2 separate regions of the Homo sapiens genome follow, and region 1 is linked to region 2. A link is a loop called in an ENCODE intact Hi-C map of the cell type or tissue named here. Cell type or tissue: CD4-positive, alpha-beta T cell. All regions are shown on one strand. Each heading gives the region's core, and the rest is flanking DNA. Links, peaks and the distances in the headings are about the cores only.

Region 1 (8,280 bases), core at 1,043-3,542, 150 kb after region 2:
AAATGAAGTTTACAATTAAAATGTTCATAATATGATGGGCCTGCTAGGATGTCTCCAATTTCCTGTTGTTACCCAGTCCCTATGTGAGGAAAAACCATTGAGTTGTGCCTTACTGGTAAGTTTGCTAACCTTAGGTCATGGGACTTGGTCATCCCTGATTGTTCCAATAGGGGAGCTTCATGTCCAGATCTTTTCTATTGAGGAGTTTGTATTGGAGACACGGAAGCATCAGTGAGTAACGGCACAGTAAAGTATCTCTCTCTCACTCTCTCTCTCTCTCTCTGTCTCTCTCATTTATTTACTTATTTGACATGGAGTCTTGCTCTGTTGCCCAGGCTGGAGTGCAGTGGCACAATCTCAGCTCACTGCAACCTCCGCTTCCCGGGTTCAAGCAATTCTCCTGCCTCAGCCTCCCAAGCAGCTGGTATTACAGGCATTCACCACCATGCCCAGATAATTTTTATATTTTTGTAGAGATGGAGTTTTGTCATGATGGCCAGGCTGGCCTCAAGTGATCCACCTGCCTCAGCCTCCCAAAGTGCTGGGATTACAAGCATGAGACACCACACCCAACCAGTAAAGTCTCAATTGGTATTTTTTTTTCCCTAAACATCTTCCCAGGGAAGGAGGAAACTATAAAAATATCCCCCATCCCTCTCCAGAATTGTAGATAAGGGAAACTGGAGGCCCCAAAAGGTTAAGTGCTTTCACCTTTGAACCAGCCTTGTTTTTCCAGGGCTGGGCACTTTCACTTCCCACAGTTTTAAAGCCAAAAGTAGCCTGAGAGAGGTAAGGCTGAGGATTCAAATTTCCTCCGATGGCAGGAAGAGAGAGGCCACCATTTCCTGAGAGTGGTGAGAAGTCAGGTCCACCTGACCCAACAGGACAGGGCGGGGCTCAGGGAGGATCCTTAGGCTGTGTTTGGGGAAGGAGTTACAAGGGGAGCAAACCCAGGCCTTGCCTGAAGGAGGGAAGGAAGGATAGCAGGTCCCCACACTCAATTCAAGGGACTCATTTCAAGAGTGAAAGGGTTTGGAGGTTCAAAGGTGACTGACCAGTTTGTTGATTTAAATATTGACAGGTGGCCGGGCATGGTGGCTCACATCTGTAATCCCAGCAATTTGGGCACTGAAGCAGGAGGATTGCTTGAGCCCAGGAGTTCAAGACTAGCCTGGGAAACATAGTGGGACCCCATCTCTACAAGAAATAAAAAAAATTAGCTGGGCATGGTGGCACACACTTGTGGTCCTAGCTACTTGAGAGGTGCAGGTGGGAGGATCCCTTGAGCCCAGGGGGTTGAACCTGCAATAAGCCATGTTTGCACCACTGCCCTCCAGCCTGAGTGACAGAGTGAGACCTTGTCTCCAAAAAACCCCACAAGGGCCGGGCACGATAGCTCATTCCTGTAATACCAGCACTTTGAGAGGCCGAGGCGGGTGGATCACCTGAGGTCGGGAGTTCGAGACCAGCCTGACCAACATGGAGAAACCCCCGTCTCTACTAAAAATTAAAAAAATTAGCCGGCTTGGTGGCGCATGCCTGTAATCCCAGGTACTCGGGAGGCTGAGGCAGGAGAATCACTTGAACCCAGGAGGTAGAGGTTGAGGTGAGCCAAGATCGCGCCATTGCACTACAGCCTGGGCAACAAGAGCGAAACTCCATCTCAAGGGAAAAAAAAGAAAAAGAGAGAAAAAAAAACCACACACAAATGTTACCATTTAATGTTTGTAGGGTGAAGGACCAACTCCGTATATTTCATGAGAGGGTTCTAGGGGAAACTAGTTATTTCAACATAATAGGTGTCTCTGCTTCAGAAAACAAAGACCAAATTTCTTTTCAGGTTTTTGGCTGAGATGAAGTGCAGAAAGCAATAATTGCTAGCATTTATAGTGTTCTTTCTCTGTGTCAGACACTGCTCTATGTGATTTGTATGTACTAACCTATTTAATACACACATCTAGCACAGGCGATACTATTACTGTCTCCATCACAGCTAAGAAACCAAGGCACGGAGAGGTTCAATATCTTGTCCAAAGTCATACCACTAATATTTTAAGCAGCCAGGGGTCAAACCGGGGCAGGCTGGCTCCGGAGTCCACATGGTTTTCTCTGGTCTTTCTGAGTTGAGTCACCTGACTTTGCAGTTAGGGTGATTCTGCCTGCCTTGTCATCAGGTGCCATTTGGCCAGTGGGCTGGGTCCTGCCTCATCTCCCTGCAGGCTGCCTGGTCCCCCGGGCTTTTCCTCTTCTCCCCTGCCTTTATCCTTGCAGGAACAAATGAATACACCTCAGGGTTCTGGCTTTGACCACCCCTGGTCCCCTCCACTGTCTTCACCCACTCCCCTTCTCATTCTAACAGACTTACACATTCACTATGCCTGAGGCCAAGGACATCCTTAGTAGGATCTGTGGTCCCAGTGGTCCACCCACACGCTGGGGACCTGCACATCCCCAGGGGCTAGGAAGGTGCGGGGAGGTGGAAGTAGGAGGCGGTACGGCCGGAAGTCGGCCGCCAAAGTTCCCCTTGCCGGGCTGTGTTGGCTGCTGCCCTCTAGTGGCGACCAGAGGAGCTGGCGAGGACCGAAGCCAGGTTCATCGCTTATGGAAAGCAGTTTTGAGAGACAGTGGGGACCCCACTACCCGACTCATGAAGGCCAGGTGGGCAGGCCCCGAGAGTACACACAGCCGACACCCACCCACCACACACACACAGTACACAAAATTGTAGACAGGGTCCACCTCGGCATCAGGGCTCCTGCTGCCCCGGCATGGTCTGGCTACAGACGATGGTTGTTGTGTGAGAGACTGTGAGAGACACTGTGAAATCAGACATGGCAGAGACAGGCCTGGAGGCCCAGGGCCCTCCCTCTGCCTAGTCTTCTCCTCCCCCGGTGTGGCTCTTACCTGGACCTGAACTCCTTCCCCACCAGCTCCCCAGGCCTCCCAGGAGCACAGCTTTGGGGTAGGAAGAGCTGAGGAGAGAGGTTACCGCCCGCCCCACTGCACCCTAACACATGCCATCCACCACACGATGTCCCCTCTTTAAGGTGCCACATGCTGGGGGAAATTTTTCCTGTGATGGCCCCTGTAGTTGGCAGGTGTGTTGCTTGGCACCCCACCTCTAAGATCTTGGTTCTGCAGCCGGCTAGCAAGACCAAAATTCTAGTGAGAGACAAACTACAATGAAAAACAATGACCCCTGCTATGTCCACATAATCTATGTGTCTAGGGAAGCTAGGCCTCCCAACCTGGTTTCTACACGGTGCCTGTGCCTCACCCAAGCAGCTGCCACACAGTCCTGGCACCCCCCCATCCCTGTCACATGCCTGCGGCCCCAACTCAGGTGGCTGGATTAAAGAGCTTCCTAGTGACAAGTCCTCAAAGGGCACTATTAATTGCCTCAGCATTGTCTTCAGCTAAACCACTAGAGGATAAAGGGCAGGGGGTGGGGCGGGGGTGAAGGGGTGGGGCTGGGGAACGACAAGAAGGAACGGGTGGGGAGGGAAGCACACACACACATGCACACACACACACACATGCATGCACACACATGCAGCAGAGCCCCTGAGCAGGGCTGCTCTAGTCCCATAGCCTGGGGCGCAGGGAGGCGGGCAGCTGGCTGATGAAAGTCCAGCCTCCCTGGGCTAGCAGCTCCTCTCCTGAGGCAGCCCCATTAGCCAGGACAGCAGAAAGCCATTCACGGTCACTCCTGTCATTAGCATAACGCGGATCACTGGAATCTCGGCTGAAGTGTCTCTCTGTCTTTATCCAAGCAGCTCCAGGGGGTCCTCCCATGACAGGAATTCCTGATGAGAAGAAAAGGTGCAGCTCTCTCTGACAAGCTGGCTCCTCTCCTCAGAAAAAAGAAAGAAACAAAGAGAAGAGGATGACATTGAATGTATCAGAGAACTAAGAAACTTCTGCCAGCCTGAGCAACTTCTCCAGCCAGGGCGACAGAGCAAGACCATGTCTCAAAAAAACAAACAAATGAAAAAAGAAATTTCTGGATGAGGAGGATGCTAGCTCTACATTCCACTTCACAACCAGGCCCTACATCAGCCTATATTTGAATACCATGGCAATTCACTACCCCACGATCTGTGAGGAAATTTTTCCTTACACTAAACAGATTGGTCCAGTTTCCACACTTGGGACTGCCAGAAAAAGCCTATATATCTAATATAATTTATTATAAATAGATGATATTTGTTGGACATGTCTTTTGCCAGGGACTGGGTTAGGTCCTTTATACACTCTCTTGTTTAACACCCACAATAATTCTATAAAGTAGATATTATTATTATTATTATTATTATTATTATTATTGAGACAGAGTCGCTCTGTCACCCAGGCTGGAGCGCAGTAGCATGATCACGGCTCACTGCAGTGTTGACATTCCCAGGCTCAGGTGATTCTCCTACCTCAGCCTCCTGAGAAGCTGGGACTACAGGAGTATGCCACCATGCCTGGCTGATTTTTGTATTTTTTCATAAAGACAAGATTTTGCCATGTTTCCCAGGCTGGTCTTGAACTCCTGGGGCTCAAGCAATCTGCCTACATCGGCCTCCCAAAGTGCTGGAATTACAGGCATTAGCCACCACACCCAGCCAAAATAGGTACCCATTAGATCCATTTTACAGAGGAGGAATCTGAGGCACAGAGAAGTTAAGTAGCAGCTAGCAAGTCCCAGGTAGGGCAATCCATACTAGTATACTCATGACACTGGACTTTCAGTGCTAACGCCAGGAAAGCCACTGGCATACTGGGACAAGTTGGTCACCCCAGGCCCCAGTCTTCCTGGCAATAGCATCCACATGCTTACCCACTGAAATACACTGCCTTGGAACGTCCACTCTTCAAATGTTTCTCACACGCACACGCACGCAGACACACACACACAATGCCCCCAAGTCTTCTTCTGGACCATGTCTCACCTTTTCACAGCCATTCTTCATTTAAGACAAGTGCCAGTCCCTTTGCCAGCCTCCTCCCTCTCTCGCCAGTGTTTCCTGGGCAGCATGTCCATCCCTCCTGGTGCAGCTTCCCCCAGGTCTTGTGCAGAGTCAGAGTCAGATGCTGACAATCAAGGGGACCATGTCCATAGGTTGAGGGTTTGTGCCCGAAGTCCTATTTTCCTTTTTTCCTTCCCAGCAGAGCCTCTATTTTGTTTAGAGCAGCAGTGTGCCCTGCTTTTAAAAAAACAAACACAAAATAGAACAACTCTCCATATCACCCTCAGCCCAACCACTGGAGGAGGAAGGTCTGATTCTGGGGCAGTGGGTGGTGGCGGGAGGAGGAAAATGCACAGTGAATCTCAAATCCAAAGAACACGTTAGGATGGTCTCCCTCGGGGGTCCCTCCATGCCTTGGCATTCTCCACTCCACCCAGACAGAGGGGAGAGAGCTGGGCGCTATCTTCTCTTTCTGTGGGGTTCTTGCCTCAGACACAGAATCCCCCATCACGCATTACCACTTGCCCACCTCTCCACCTGAAAAACACCCACCCATTTTTCAAAGCCCAGTTCAAATATTTCCTGAGTAGGCCATGGAGTGTCCTCATCTCTGTGTCCACAGTTCCCAGCACAGGTCCTGGCATGAAGAGGTACGTGAGGTGGGCAGGAGTTATCCTGCCTATGGGGATGGCCTCTGCAGCCATATTTCTGCCAAGTCACCCTCCCTCCGTTAGAGGTGGAGATCCTTGACCCAAGCTGGCTAAATGGGCTTTTTCCCACAACTGGAGAGTGGACATGAGTGAGGCCAGATTGGCCTGTGTGCAGTGTGTGGCACTGAGCCATCTCGATGGCAGCTTGTGAGCCCCGTGGTGGACATTTATGCCACGTGGCAATGACAGAGGAAGCCAGTCTATGGTGAAAAGGCCCTAGCTGATGCTTGTGAGGAGGGTACAGTCAGTGGGGTGTGGCCTCAGCCTTACAGACCCTTCCGGTTCTGGCTGCTCCCAGCACCCTTGGGTTCTTTGAGGCACTACTGAGTTTCTATTTCTTGCAACTCAAGTGTCCTAACTGCTCCAGAAGAGGAGGTTCCCAGGGGTCAACAGATGCTGATCCAGAGTCTGGGCCCTGCCTGTCCCACAGCCAGCCATACCGATGTCCCCTTGTTGTCCCCTAACTCCCAGTCTGGTAGCTCTCATCTGTGGCCGTTCATTGTAGTTAACTCAGACAGTTTGAATCAGACTCTCTAGGACGGGCTCCAGCATCAGCAGCTCTTCAAGTCAGCCTGCTTCCACAGGGCCACGTCCCATTTCTTCAGGGCTTCCACAGGGCAGCCAGGATGGAACACAGCCCTAGAGAAGGAGAAGCACAGGAGAACACTGGGCCACTAGAGTCCTGAGCACCAACACCCACCTTCTCCTATGCATAGCTACAGAGATGACGGCGGTGGAGGGGGCTGCAAGTGAGGCCAGCCCTGCCCAGCCTGCCCTTCCTCCTAATCCTACCCAGCAAAGGTGAGCCCTGGAGCTGTCTTGGTCCCACCCACCACTCGCATGCATGACACATTGGAATTACAGGTGTGAGCCACCAGACACAGCCAAAATAGGTATCCATTAGATCCATTTTACAGAGGAGGAATCTGAGGCACAGAGAAGTTAGGTAGCAGCTAGCAAGTCCCAGGTAGGGCAATCCATACTAGTGTACTCATGACACTGGACTTTCAGTGCTTAAGCCAGGAAAGCCACTGGCATACTGGGACAAGTTGGTCACCCCAGGCCCCAGTCTTCCTGGCAACAGCATCCACATGCTTACCCACTGAAATACACTGCCTCGGAACGTCCACTCTTCAAATGTTTCTCACATGCACACGCATGCAGGCACACACACACACACACAGCCCCCAAGTCTTCTTCCAGACCATGTCTTATCACAGCCATTCTTTGTATGAGACAAGTGTCAATCCCTTTGCCAGCCTCCTCTCTTTTTTGCCAGCATTTCCTGGGCAGCATGTCCGTCCCTCCTGGTGCAGCTCCCCCCAGGTCTTGCACAGGCTCAGAGTCAGCCATGACACTCTGAGTCATAGCTCTGAAACTCTGAAGAGCCCTGTCCATCCCGTGTCCCTGCCTCCTGCGCAAACCCCTCCTCCATGCCACCCGTGATCACTCCACGCGCCCTTCCTGCCCCTTCTCTCTGCCTATCCAGTTATCAGTCTTTCAAGACCTAGGTAACATCCCTGCCTCCAGGAAGCCTTCCCAACTGCTCCAGTCCATTCTAACCTTTTCTCCTCTAGCTTCCTCTTTGCACCCAGCATTCACTGTCCTCATGGGACATACTCACTGACTCCCTGTGACTTCTCTTGCTTCTTATCTGACTTTCCAGGCCTTTAAAACCTTGCCTCACTGACCAGTCTGTGAGACCCTTGTCTGCTCACCACACCCTGGCCAAATATTGAGCCAGACATGAGGGAGATGCTCAGGAGTCGATGCACCAGTGGATGCCCCCACCCCACTTTCCCACTTCCCCAGTCTGGAATGGGGAATGAGGGGCCCATCCTAAGAAGGGTCCTTGGAGAATCAGGTTGGATAGGAGCAGGCGCCCTCTCTCTCTCACACACACACAACTGCGGCTGATGGCACCAGTTGATGGCAGAGGGATGGGAGAGGCTAGATTACCTCTTAATTTCATCCCAAACCTGAAATCTCCGAGCCCAGCACAGCAGATCAGCTTCCTGTGGCAGCCATACTGCCTGTCCCACCCAAGCTGCCTGTCTTTACTCACCAGCACTCTCCATGCACCTTCAGGGGGAGGGGGCTGGGGGTGGGCAATGGTAGTGATGTGAGTCTGAAACCACAGCCAGAGACCAGTAAGAGACCAAAATCAATGTGTGACTAATTTTAGGGCTGCTGCCTTGACTGGCTGCATGTAGTGTGTGTGTGTGTGTGTGTGTGTGTCTGTGTGTCTGTGTGTCTGTGTGTGTGTAATGACAGTGAAGACAAAGCTAATTGCAAACCTCTGCCAGCCAACGGCAGCAGAATTGCATCTCCCGAGACCTTCTTGAGTCTCCTTGCCATCCCCATATGCAGTGTTGGTGAGAGCTGAGCAGGCAGCTTCTCCCCAGAGAGCCTCAGGGCAAGGCTGGGGAACAGAGTGTTATAGACGTCAGAGGCTGACAGGCACAAACCTCGGCACATCTCACACACAGAAAGGCACATACAAGAGAGGCCCCCTGCAGCTGGCAGTGCAGGGGTCCCAGGGAGTGCACAGGTAAACATGGGGCACATGAGGACTCACTCACAGACACTCAAGCAAGCAGGAAGGTACCAGACCAACC
Region 2 (11,632 bases), core at 3,705-6,204:
CAAAAAAAGAGCCCGCATAGCCAAGACAATCCTAAGCCAAAGGAACAAAGCTGGAGGCATCACGCTACCTAACTTCAAACTATACTACAAGGCTACAGTAACCAAAACAGCATGGTACTGGTACCAAAACAGATATATAGACCAATGGAACAGAGCAGAGGCCTCAGAAATAACACCACACATCTACAACCATCTGATCTTTGACAAACCTAACAAAAACAAGCAATGGGGAAAGGATTCCCTATTTAATAAGTGGTGCTGGGAAAACTGGCTAGCCATATGTAGAAAGCTGAAACTGGATCCCTTCCTTACACCTTATACAAAAATTAATTCAAGATGGAGTAAAGACTTAAATGTAAGACCTAAAACCATAAAAACCCTAGAAGAAAACCTAGGCAATCCGTTTCAGGACATAGGCATGGGCAAAGACTTCATGACTAAAACACCAAAAGCAATGGCAACAAAAGCCAAAATAGACAAATGGGATCTAATTAAACTAAAGAGCTTCTGCACAGCAAAAGAAACTACCATCAGAGTGAACAGGCAAATTACAGCATGGGAGAAAACTTTTGCAATCTACCCATCTAACAAAGGGCTAATATCCAGAATCTACAAAGAACTTAAACAAATTTACAAGAAAAAAAACCCCATAAAAAGTGGGCAAAGGATACGAACAGACACTTCTCAAAAGAAGACATTTATGCAGCCAACAGACATATGAAAAAATGCTCATCATCATTGGCCATCAGAGAAATGCAAATCAAAACCACAACAAGATACCATCTCCCGCCAGTTAGAATGGCAATCATTAAAAAGTCAGGAAACAACAGATGCTGGAGAGGATGTGGAGGAATAGGAACCCTTCTACACTGTTAGTGGGAGTGTAAATTAGTTCAACCATTGTGGAAGACAGTGTGGTGATTCCTCAAGGATCTAGAACTAGAAATACCATTTGATCCAGCGATCCCATTACTGCGTATATACCCAAAGGACTATAAATCGTGCTACTATAAAGACACATGCAAACGTATGTTTATTGCAGCACTATTCACAATAGGAAAGACTTGGAACCAACCCAAATGCCCATCAATGATAGACTGGATTAAGAAAATGTGGCACATATACAACATGGAACACTATGCAGCCATTAAAAAGGATGAGTTTATATCCTTTGCAGGGACATGGATGAAGCTGGAAACCATCATTCTCAGCAAACTATCGCAAGGACAGAAAACCAAACACCACATGCTCTCACTTATAGGTGGGAATTGAACACGAGAACACTTGGACACAGGGTGGGCAACATCACATGCCGGGGCCTCTCAGGGAGTGGGGAGCTGGGGGAGGGATAGCATTAGGAGAAATACCTAATGTAAATGACCAGTTGATGGGTGCAGCAAACCAACATGGCACATGTATACCTATGTAACAAACCTGCACGTTGTGCACATGTACCCTAGAACTTAAAGAATAATTTAAAAAAACATAGATGAATGCATTTTACTATGTGAAATAAGCCAGACCCAACAGACAACACATTATGTGATTCCATTCATATGACACCCGAAAAAGGAAAAACTGGAAGGATGGAAACTGATTAGTGGTTGACAAGAGCTGACAGAAAGAGAAGTGGTTGCTAAAAAGTAGATGCACAAGGGAACCTTAAGGGTGATGGAATGCCTTGCATGGTACTGTGTTGGTGTACATCACTCTATGCATTTGTCAAAACCCACAGAACTCTACATAACAAAGAGTGAAATTTCAAAAGTAAGAAAAGGACATGAACAGACACTTCTCAAAAGGAGATGTACAAATGGCCAATAAACATAAAAATGCTCAACATCATTAATCATCATAGAAGTGCAAATTAAAACCACATCTCACAGCAGTCAGAATGGTTATTACTAAAAAGTCAAAAAATAATAGATATTGGTGAGGGTGCAGAGAAAAGGGAACACTTATACACTGTTGGTAAGAATGTAAATTAGTTTAGCCCCTGTGGAAAGCAGTATGGAGATTTCTCAAATAACTAAAAGTAGAACTACCATTTGGTCCAGCAATCCCACTGCTGGGATTCTACCCAAAGGAAAGGAAATCACTCTACCAAAAAGACACCTACACTTGTATGTTTATTGCAGCACTATTCACAATAGCAAAGTCATGGAATCAACCTAGGCGCCCATCAATGGTGGACTGAATAAAGAAAAAATGATATATATACACCACGGAATACTGTGCAGCCATTAAAAAGAATGAAATCGTGTCCTTTGCAGCAACATGAAAGCAGCTGGAGGCCATTAACCTAACTAAGTGAATTAATACAGAAAGAAGAAACCAAATGTTCTCACTTATAAGTGGGAGCTAAACAATGCGTACTCACAGACATAAGATGAAAACTAAGTGGGAGCTAAACAATGCGTACTCACAGACATAAGATGAAAACAATAGATACTGAGGACTCCAAAAGTGGGGAGGGAGGGGGACAAAGGTTGGAAAACTACCTATCGAATACTATGTTCACTATTTGGGTAATAGGCTCAATAGTAGCCCAGGCTCTTCTCTCTCTCTGTCTCTCTCTTTTGTTGTTGTTGTTGTTGTTAATAGAGAAACAGGGTCTCACCATGTTGCCCAGGCTGGAGTGCAGTGGGTATTCACAGGTGCAATCAGTGCACTACACAGGCCAGAACTCCTAGGCTCAAGTGATCCTCCTGCCTCAGCCTCTGAGCAGCTGAGACTACACATGCATGACACTGCACCTGGTGTAGGCTCTTCTTTGAAGGAGAATCTGGAAATTACATCTCCATGTCCACTACATAGGATAGTTGATCCTGACATTTGAAGGAAGAAAGTTCACTGACACAGAAATAGGGTATAGTAGGTAGTCTCAATGATCCCTGCCTTCATTTCCTGTGAGCTTGGAATCATGACCTTCCTCCACAAATCAAGTCTTCAGATGGGACCACAGCCCCAGCCAATAGTTTGACTGTAATCTCATAAGAGACCTTGAGCTTGATGCACCCAGCTAAGCTGCACCTGGATACCTGCCCACAAAAACTGAGATGATAAATATCTGTTGTTTAAAACCACTAAGTTTTAGGGTAATTTGTTATGCAGCAATAAATTACTAACACAGGGGGCAGGGAGGGTTATGAATAGGACCCAAGCAATGTATATCTCATATCTACCTATTTCAGCCTGCAAAGCTTGGAATTCTGGAGCTCTTAACAAACAGGATGATCAATAGGCTAAGCTCCCTCAGATGTGAAGGTTTGGTTCACCCTATCAAGTAAAGGACCCAGATAGCTGATGTGCTAACTAAAGGGAAAAGGAAAAAAGAATAAATGAATAATCACGGAGGGAAGTCATATGGCTTCATGAACATAGCAGAAACAAGAACTAAAAGGACTACCTGCATTTCTTCCTTTCTGTATTATATATATTTTTATATTTTTAATTTCATTTTGCTTTTCTTTCTTCTCTCTCTCATTTACCATTGGATATAACTGTTCAAATATCCAAATGGAATAATAACAGAACTAGAGGAGGGGCTGGGCACAGTGGCTCGTGCCTGTAATCCCAGCACTTTGGGAGGCCGAGGCGGGTGATCACCTGAGGTCAGGAGTTCGAGACCAGCCTGGCCAACATGGTGAAACTCCGTCTCTACTAAAAATACAAAAATTAGCTGGGTGTGGTGGTGGGTGCCTGTAATCCCAGCTACTCGGAGGTTGAGGCAGGAGAATCTCTTGAACCTGGGAGGCGGAGGTTGCCGTGAGCCAAGATTGCACCACTGCACTCCAGCCTGGGTGACAGAGGGAGACTCCATCTCAAAGAAAAAGAGGAGGAAAATCAGTCGTTCAGTAATCCTAGACTTAAAGCTGGATGCAATAACTTAAAAGACAGTGTGGCGGCGGGGGGTGCCTGCTCTTAGAAAGAGCGTATGTTTTCTGTTGGGTAAGATACAACTGCTCCAGATCAGGTGACAACAGCTTGAGGAAATGTCAGCACAAGGAAAAGTATGTGTATGGGTATTGGGCTGTAAAGATAGTTGTCTTTTTGGCCTGTCCAGAATACCCTTACTGATAAAGATGAATCTCAAAAATCTATGGTAGGCAGGACCCCCAACTCCCAGTGAGAAGACAAAAAGAGTTGTTTCTTCTTTCTAACTGCCTGGCAGCTGGATCTCAGGCATATTGTCCAGGCTCAGGCAGTCAGACGCCACCATCTGTGTGATTGAGACAATAATGCACTCTTTCTTTGGTTCTGCCTCGTTTTCAAGTCTTCCCATTGAATCTGAGAGCAAATGGCCACCCTCTGAATAAATTCCCTTTATGCTTAAGTTATGCAGACATAGGCTTGTTGTTTCCAATAGAGAACACTGTGACTGGGTGCAGTGACTCATGCCTGTAATCCCAGAACTTTGGGAGGTGGAGGCAGGCAGATCACTTGAGGTCAGGAGTTCAGGACTACCCTGGCCAACATTGAGAAACCCCGTCTCTACTAAAAATACAAAAATTAGCCAGGTGTGGTGGCGGGCATCTGTGATCCCAGCTACTCAGGAGGCTGAGGCAGGAGAATCGCTTGAACCTGGGAGACGGAGGCTGCAGTGAGCTGAGACCACACCACTGCACTCCAGCCTGGGTGACAGAGTGAGACTCTGTCTCAAATAATAATAATAATAATAATAAATTTTTAAAATAAACCCTGTGTAATATACCCACCAAGTTATCCCCTCTCCTTCTAAGAGTGACCCAGCCTTCCCAACATGTGTTGCCTCAAACACTAGTCCAGGATGTTCTTCCCAGAAAAGGGTCCAAGACTAAATAAGTTGGTGAAATATTTCATACTGTCTACTTTTTTTTTGAGAATCATATTAAAGTTCCTGAGAAGTCCTGTGTTAAATATGTTTAACATTTTTATACCGGGGTTTCGGTATCATTTTGCTTTCACACTCTCTTCACAGATGACACTTCTCACTCTGAGAAACACTGGCCTGAATTCAAGAAAGGACGATTCAGAGAGACTGAAGTTCTCTCTGATTTCCCAGTTCTAGTTTGCTCTGTGAGATCTTGCCACTTCCCCAGATGAATCACACAAAGAATCACCACCCCCTTCACAGGAAGCCATGCTCCCCACAGAATATCATCACCCTTCTATTGAGTACTCTCTACCTTCCCCATTACGTTCAGATGCTTCCTCAGACATTTATAAAGTGTTCTATTCTGGGGTCTGTTTAGGGCTCTCTATTCTGTTTCACTGGTCTTCAAATTATCTTGATATCCCTAAACTAATAGCTGCTTTATAAAACATCTTAAAATATGGCAGGCCTCCTTCTTAACCTTTTCTTAATTAAAATTTTCTTTGCCATTTTTAACTTGCTCTTTCAAATTACCCTTTGGCAAGTCCTATTGGGATTTTAAGTGGAGTTTTAGTAAAGCTGTAAAATAACTTAGGGAGAGTTGATGTCTTTAGGATAGTTTTTATATCCACCTGCATGTGGTGTTTCTCTATTTCATTTATACCTGTCGGTCAAACTTGTTTTGGTTTTCTTCTTGTGAGCACCAACCTTTTGTTTGAAGGGAAGAAGACAACATTATTATTTGTAGATGATATGATTTTTTTACCTAAACCTGGAAGAGTTATTTAAATTGATGAGGGTTAATCTTCATATAGACAAAAATAATCCACATTAATAACTTTCCTATATACCAAAACCAGCTCATTAGAAATGGTGGATATGCAGAGAAATTGGGGGGCTTCATATATATTTAGGAACAGAATTAACAAGACTTGGTAATGGGCTTGGTGTAGAGGATGTTGGGGTGGAAGCGTCAGTGAAATATTTCAGAATTTGCCCCACTGTCACCCTGCGAGGGAAGACCATGTTGGATTATACATTCACCTTTCCATCCTAAAACCCAAATTTCTGCTTCTTGATGACACTTCTCAAGGTTTTTGACATTCCTGGTTTCAGGACTGCTGGTATGGTCTTAGCTACTTCATTCTTTTCATTTTGGTTAGCTAGTCAGCTCCTACCCCACCATTGTTCCCAGAAATCTGCCTGTAGGATTCTCTGCAGCTATTTTGCATCACTCTTCTCTGGTTGTTTTGATAAAGTGGGAAGAAAGATCCTCTGTGGGAGTTACAAAGAGGAACTGAAAAGAGGAGTGAAGATTTAGAACAATAGTAAAGGATAACAGAAGAGGAAACTCACTAAAGGCAAAGAAATGGGTGGGCAGCTCAGAGACTGCTTATTCATGGTGGTCTGTAAATGTCAAAGGCTCTCAGACACACATGGAGGTAGGCAAGGGAAATGCCAAAGCTCCCTTTCTGGGCTCACTTAAAACCTTGCAAGTTATAACCGCAGAAAAGAATATATATATATATATATATATATATATATTTATATATTTATATATTTATATTTATATAAAAATATATATAAAAGAAAATATATATGTGTATATATATAAATGTAAATATTGCTATAAAGGAATCAAATTATTGAGAAACACACCAATCAGAATTACAGACTTTTAGGGTTAAAGGTTACCGTTTACAGTACATAACAACAATCTCTGAAGTCCAGACATCTTAAAAGACTCCTTTGTAACTGGCCAGGTGCAGTGGCTCTCACTTTGGGAGGCCGAGGCGGGCAGATCACCTGGTCAGGAGTTCAAGACCAGCCTGACCAATGTTGTGAAACCCCATTTCTACTAAAAATACAAAAATTAGCCGGGCATGGTGGTAGGCACCTATAATCTCAGCTAATCGGGAGGCTGAGGCAGGAGAACCACTTGAACCTGGGAGGCAGAGGTTGCAGTGAGCTGAGATCATGCCACTGTATTCCAGCCTGGGAGGCAGAGTTAGACTCTGTCTCAAAAAAAAAAAAAAAAAAAAAAAAAAAAAGACTCCTTTGTTATGAAACAGAACAGGATTATACACCTTCAACAAGTCCCCCCACTGGGCAAAAGAGTAAAACTGATGCTCTTTGTGATTATTCTCAATATACCTCCTTCTCAGAACTTGCTTTAAATAGATCTGCTTTCCTGTAGTTTTGTGGGAAGGACTATTTCTCCTCATGTCTCTAAGATCTGTTTTATGAGCACCATTCTTAACATTAAGCCTGTTCTCAAGGTTAAGACCATTAGTCCAGAAGAAAACTCCTGAGAAACTTCAATATGAAAAGTAAAAGAGTAGAAAATAATTTTAAACAAATGGAATACGCAATTGTTCATTGGTGTTTAAAATTGGCCTCTTAGGTTTAGACACAAAACTCTGATTTGAATTTTTGCCAGTTATCATTGTGTAAATATCCCCACAATAGCTGATTTCAACTTGGCACGATGTCACCAAACACGGTTGTGAAGAGAGGCCCACAATAGGCTCCCGTAAGCCTGTAAAGGACAATGCCAGGGCACCACTGTTTTCCTCCCATGGCCAAGATCTATCCAAGTGTGTGGTTTTCCCCCAGCCTTGCTCTCCAGAAAGGAGAAGAGAGGGGTTTGCCTATAGGTTTGGGATGGAAGGACAGAGATACTAGGAGTATGACACTGTTAAATGCTACCCAGGAGACCCAGAGTAGGGAAAAGATGCAAAGGCCCCAGTATAAAATGGAAGGAATGAGCCCCAGCCCCTTAGAGGAGTCTCCGTTCTGAGAACTTATCTGTCGATTTCCACCAACTTCCGCCAACAACCTGCTGTGGCTTTTAAGTTCTGTCTGTAGACTCCAAAATGAACTGTTCCTCTTCCCTGGCCACGAGAGGCCTGGCTGCCCTCATGCCACAACTCCCTGATGTGGGCATGGCTCCTTTATGTGATTGTGGCCTATGGTCAGTTTCTCAGGAGTGGGTGATTGATAGGGAAAGCTCTGGTGCTTTCCCTGGAGCAAGAACCACCAGGACCACAAAGGCCTCATGTTTGGCCACCAGCTACCTCCCTACAAGGAACAAAAACCCTTTCCATGAGTGTAACAACTCCAGGGACCCGAGGACATTTCCTGGGTATGTGGGGAGAAATTAGATGAATAACAGCAGAGTAAAACATAAACCTGATCCCACTAGTCCTTTGCTTCAAAAGAGTCTCATTACCCTTAAAAGAAAAGAAAAATATCCTGATCATCTAACAAAACCCTTTGGGATCTGGAGCCTATCTTCACATTCCCATCTCTCACCACTCTCCTCACTGGCTTTCTTTATGTTTGGAAATATGCCAAGCCCATTTCTTCACAGGCCCTTTGCACTTGTGAATGTATATATGTAGGTATGTATGTATTTACATACATGTACATATATCTTTTCTTAGTGAACCACTTGAAAGTAAATTGCAGCATTTCAGCGTTATTTGATATTTCAGCCCTTACCTAAAAACAAACAAGGACATTCTCCCCCCATAATCCTAATACAATTACCACACCCAAGGAATTTAATGTGGATAAAATATCAAAGCCGTTATAAAAATTTACAGACCAGGCACAGTGGCTCATGCCTGTAATCCCAGCACTTTGGGAGTCCAAGGCAGGAGCATCACCTGAGTCCAGGAGTTTAAGACCAGCCTGGGCAACATAGTGAAACCTCAGCTCTACAAAAAACTAAAAAAATTTGTGGTGGTGCATGCCTATAGTCCCAGACACTGTGGAGGCTGAGGTGGGAGGATCACTTGAGCTTAGGAGGTCGAGGTTGCAGTAAGCCATGATCACACCATTGCACTTCAACCTGGGCAACAGAGAGGGGCCCTGTATCAGAAAAAAAAAATTTACAAAAACCCTTAAATTAAAATATTTACCCAAAGAAGTTAGGTTTATTTCCTGATCCCAGGATCCAATTAAAGTTCACACATGGTATTTGGTTGTCACGGCTCCTTAGTTTCCACTAATCTAGGCCAGCCTCATAACCACAACCATCACTTACACACACTCCCCTCTTTTTATCTTTCATCATATTAACATATTAAAGAGTTCATGTCCATTGCTTGTAGAATGCCCAATTCTGGACTTGTCTGATTGCTTCCTTATGATTAGACTCAGGTTGTGGTTTTCTTTTAAAATAAACTGTTAGTGCAACTTGACACCCCTCATGTGAGGGTGGTGCTGAGTAGTGGCTTAGCTGGGAACCCAGCAAGTGTGTTCCAACTGTTGCCCAACCTGGCCTCCTGGTGTCCCCTGGACTCCACAGCCCTGATGCTGCTCAGGTTTTGAACCCTCCCCCACTAGAAAAATACTGAAGAATTTTCTGTGCTCCAGAGCAAGTGCTCCAGAGCTCCTAGGACCAACTGTTTATTGCCTTTGGATAACAATGCCTGAAACACTGGAACAAACATGTTTTGACGAAGGACATGGAAACTAGGATGTACCTCTATCCAGAAGCCTCTGTGCCAGAGACCTTAATCAAGACCAAGAAGATGCCCCACTAGGCAGAGAGACTATTTACTGACAGTGTTACACCCAAGGGGTGTATATCCTTGAGGATTCCATTGTGGGACCACAGAACCAGACATGTCACCCTCACCTATAATACCAACCGCACCCAGCTGGTGTGGAGAGGATCAATGCATTTATTGAGTGAATCCTGAAAACAGAAGCTGGATGCAAATCTACTGAGATGCCCTAGGACTCCTCTAGCGGCATCTTTAAATCATCTGGGAATTTGGCTTGGCCTGGTTCAAAACTAACATGGTCAAATGAAGATTTGTGTTTCTGGCCAAGATGGAGTAACAGAGATTATGTTTACTCTCACACCTAAGATAAAACAGACAATATACAGAAAACAGTGGTTTTTAGGACACTGGACATCAGGCAATGAAGAATAGTGATCCCTGAAACAAAGGAAACAAATGAGGTAAGCTCTATGACTGCCCTAGCTTACTACCTGCAGAGTTTCCAGGCCACAGCACCAAGAGGAAGAACAGAAGGCACCAGGCAGACTCCCTGAGTTGAGAAGACAGAGCTGAGAGTCCAGGGATACCACAGTAGCTAGAGTACACAGGACAGAGCATGTAATCCAGATCTCTGGAGTTCTATATCTGAGCAGACAGGAGAGAGCTGCTCAGATACAGAATTCCAGAGATCTGGAGCATTCAGCATCAGTCAGCACATGTGTGTGAGGAAAGCACCTGAAGCTGGAGAAAGAACCATTCAAAGGGATTAGAAGTAAAAATGTTGCCCATGCAAAGCCTAGAATGGTGCCTGTTTCCATCAGCCAGACTAGAAAATTTATAATTCACAGGGCATTGGGTAGAGTACGCAGGACTCAGGGCAGGAAGAGCATCAGGAAAAATAGCTAATGCATGCTGGGCTTAATGCATAGGTGATGGGTTCATAGGTGCAGCAAATCACCATGGCACACGTTTACCTATGTAACAAACCTGCACATCCTGTACATGTATCCTGGAGCTTCATAAAATAAAATAAACTGTGTATTTAAAATAATAATAAATATAAGGTCGTGTTTGTCTACAAACAAGGATAATTAGACTTTTTCCTGTCCAATTTGGTTGCCCTTTTTCTTGACTAATTGCTCTGACTAGGACTTCCAGTACTATGTTGAATAAAAGTGGTGAAAGTGGGCATCTTCGTCTTGTGCCAGATGTTAGAGAAAAGGCTTTTGGTGTTTCCCTATTCAGTGTGATATTAGCTGTACATTTGTCATATATGGCCTTTATTGTTTTGAAGTTTATTCCTTTTGTACCCAGTTTGTTGAGAATTTTTTAATCATGAAAGGATATTGAATTTTATAGAATGCTTCTTCAGCATCTATTGAAATGATCATATGCTTTTTGTCCTTAACTCTGTTAATGTGATGTATCATGTTTATTGATTTGCTTATGTTAAACCAGGCTTTATCCCTGAAATAAATTTCCCTTGATTATGGTAGATGATCTCTCTAATGTGTTGTTGGGTTTGTTAGAATTTTGTTGAGAATTTTTGCTCCTATGTTCATCAGGATATTGACTGGTAGTTTTCTTTTTTATTGTGTCTGGTTTTGATATTGACTAATGCTGGCCTCATAGGATGAGTTTGGACGTTTCCCCTCTTTAATCTTTTGGAATAGTTTGAGTAGAATTAATATAGCTCTTCTTTAAATGTTTGGTAGAATTCAGCAATGAAGCAATCAGGTCCTAGGATTTTTATCGATGGGAGACTTTTTAATTAGTGCTTTGATCTCATTACTTGTTACTGGTCTGTTAAGATTTACTATTTCTTCAAGTTCAATTTTAGTAGGACGTACATGTCCAGGCATTTATTCATTTCTTCTTGGTTTTCCAATAGGTGGGTGTATAAATATTTATAATAGCCTCTAATGATCCTTTATACATCAAAGGTATTAGTTGTAATGTCTCATTTTTTATTTCTCATTTTATTTATTTGGGTTTTCTCTTTGTTAGTCTAGCTAAAGTTTTGTTGATTTTGTTCATATTTTCCAAAAACCAACTTTTTGTTTCCTTGATGTATTACATTGGGTATTGTGTTTTTAGTCTTAATTTCACTTATTTCTGCTCTGATCTTTATTATTTGTTTTCCTCTACAAATTTTGACTTTGGTTTGTTCTGGCTTTTCTAGTTAAGGTGCACTGTTAGGTGTTTATTTGCAGTCTTTCTACTTTTCTTTAAAAAAGTGGCTCCAATTTATGGCTCTAGT

The links. Hi-C counts contacts between places; a loop is a spot of excess contacts. Peaks named below come from ENCODE experiments on the same cell type or tissue, not always from the same donor. Only the 100,000 strongest peaks of a DNase experiment are listed, where the experiment ranks them.
Region 1: it touches region 2 in a loop (3.0-fold over the local background); 4 of 110 quality-filtered maps call a loop at or near these places.

What each region holds. Positions count from the first base shown.
Region 1 is chr2:70,998,735-71,007,014 of GRCh38, forward strand. LOC105374796 (a long non-coding RNA gene) reads left to right here and starts at 2,524. Exons shown (of 2, transcript XR_940232.3): 1 at 2,524-2,658; 2 at 3,777-4,200. RefSeq lists an enhancer at 2,074-3,026. In CD4-positive, alpha-beta T cell, for the core only: CTCF peaks have their summits at 2,574 (motif pointing left) and 2,773; a DNase peak (open chromatin) is centred at 2,527; H3K4me3 peaks cover 636 bases.
Region 2 is chr2:70,846,837-70,858,468 of GRCh38, forward strand. No RefSeq gene overlaps it. Among named protein-coding and RNA genes, the nearest start is that of CD207, 17 kb to the left of the region's middle. In CD4-positive, alpha-beta T cell, for the core only: no CTCF peak of the experiment used is centred there; a DNase peak (open chromatin) is centred at 5,085.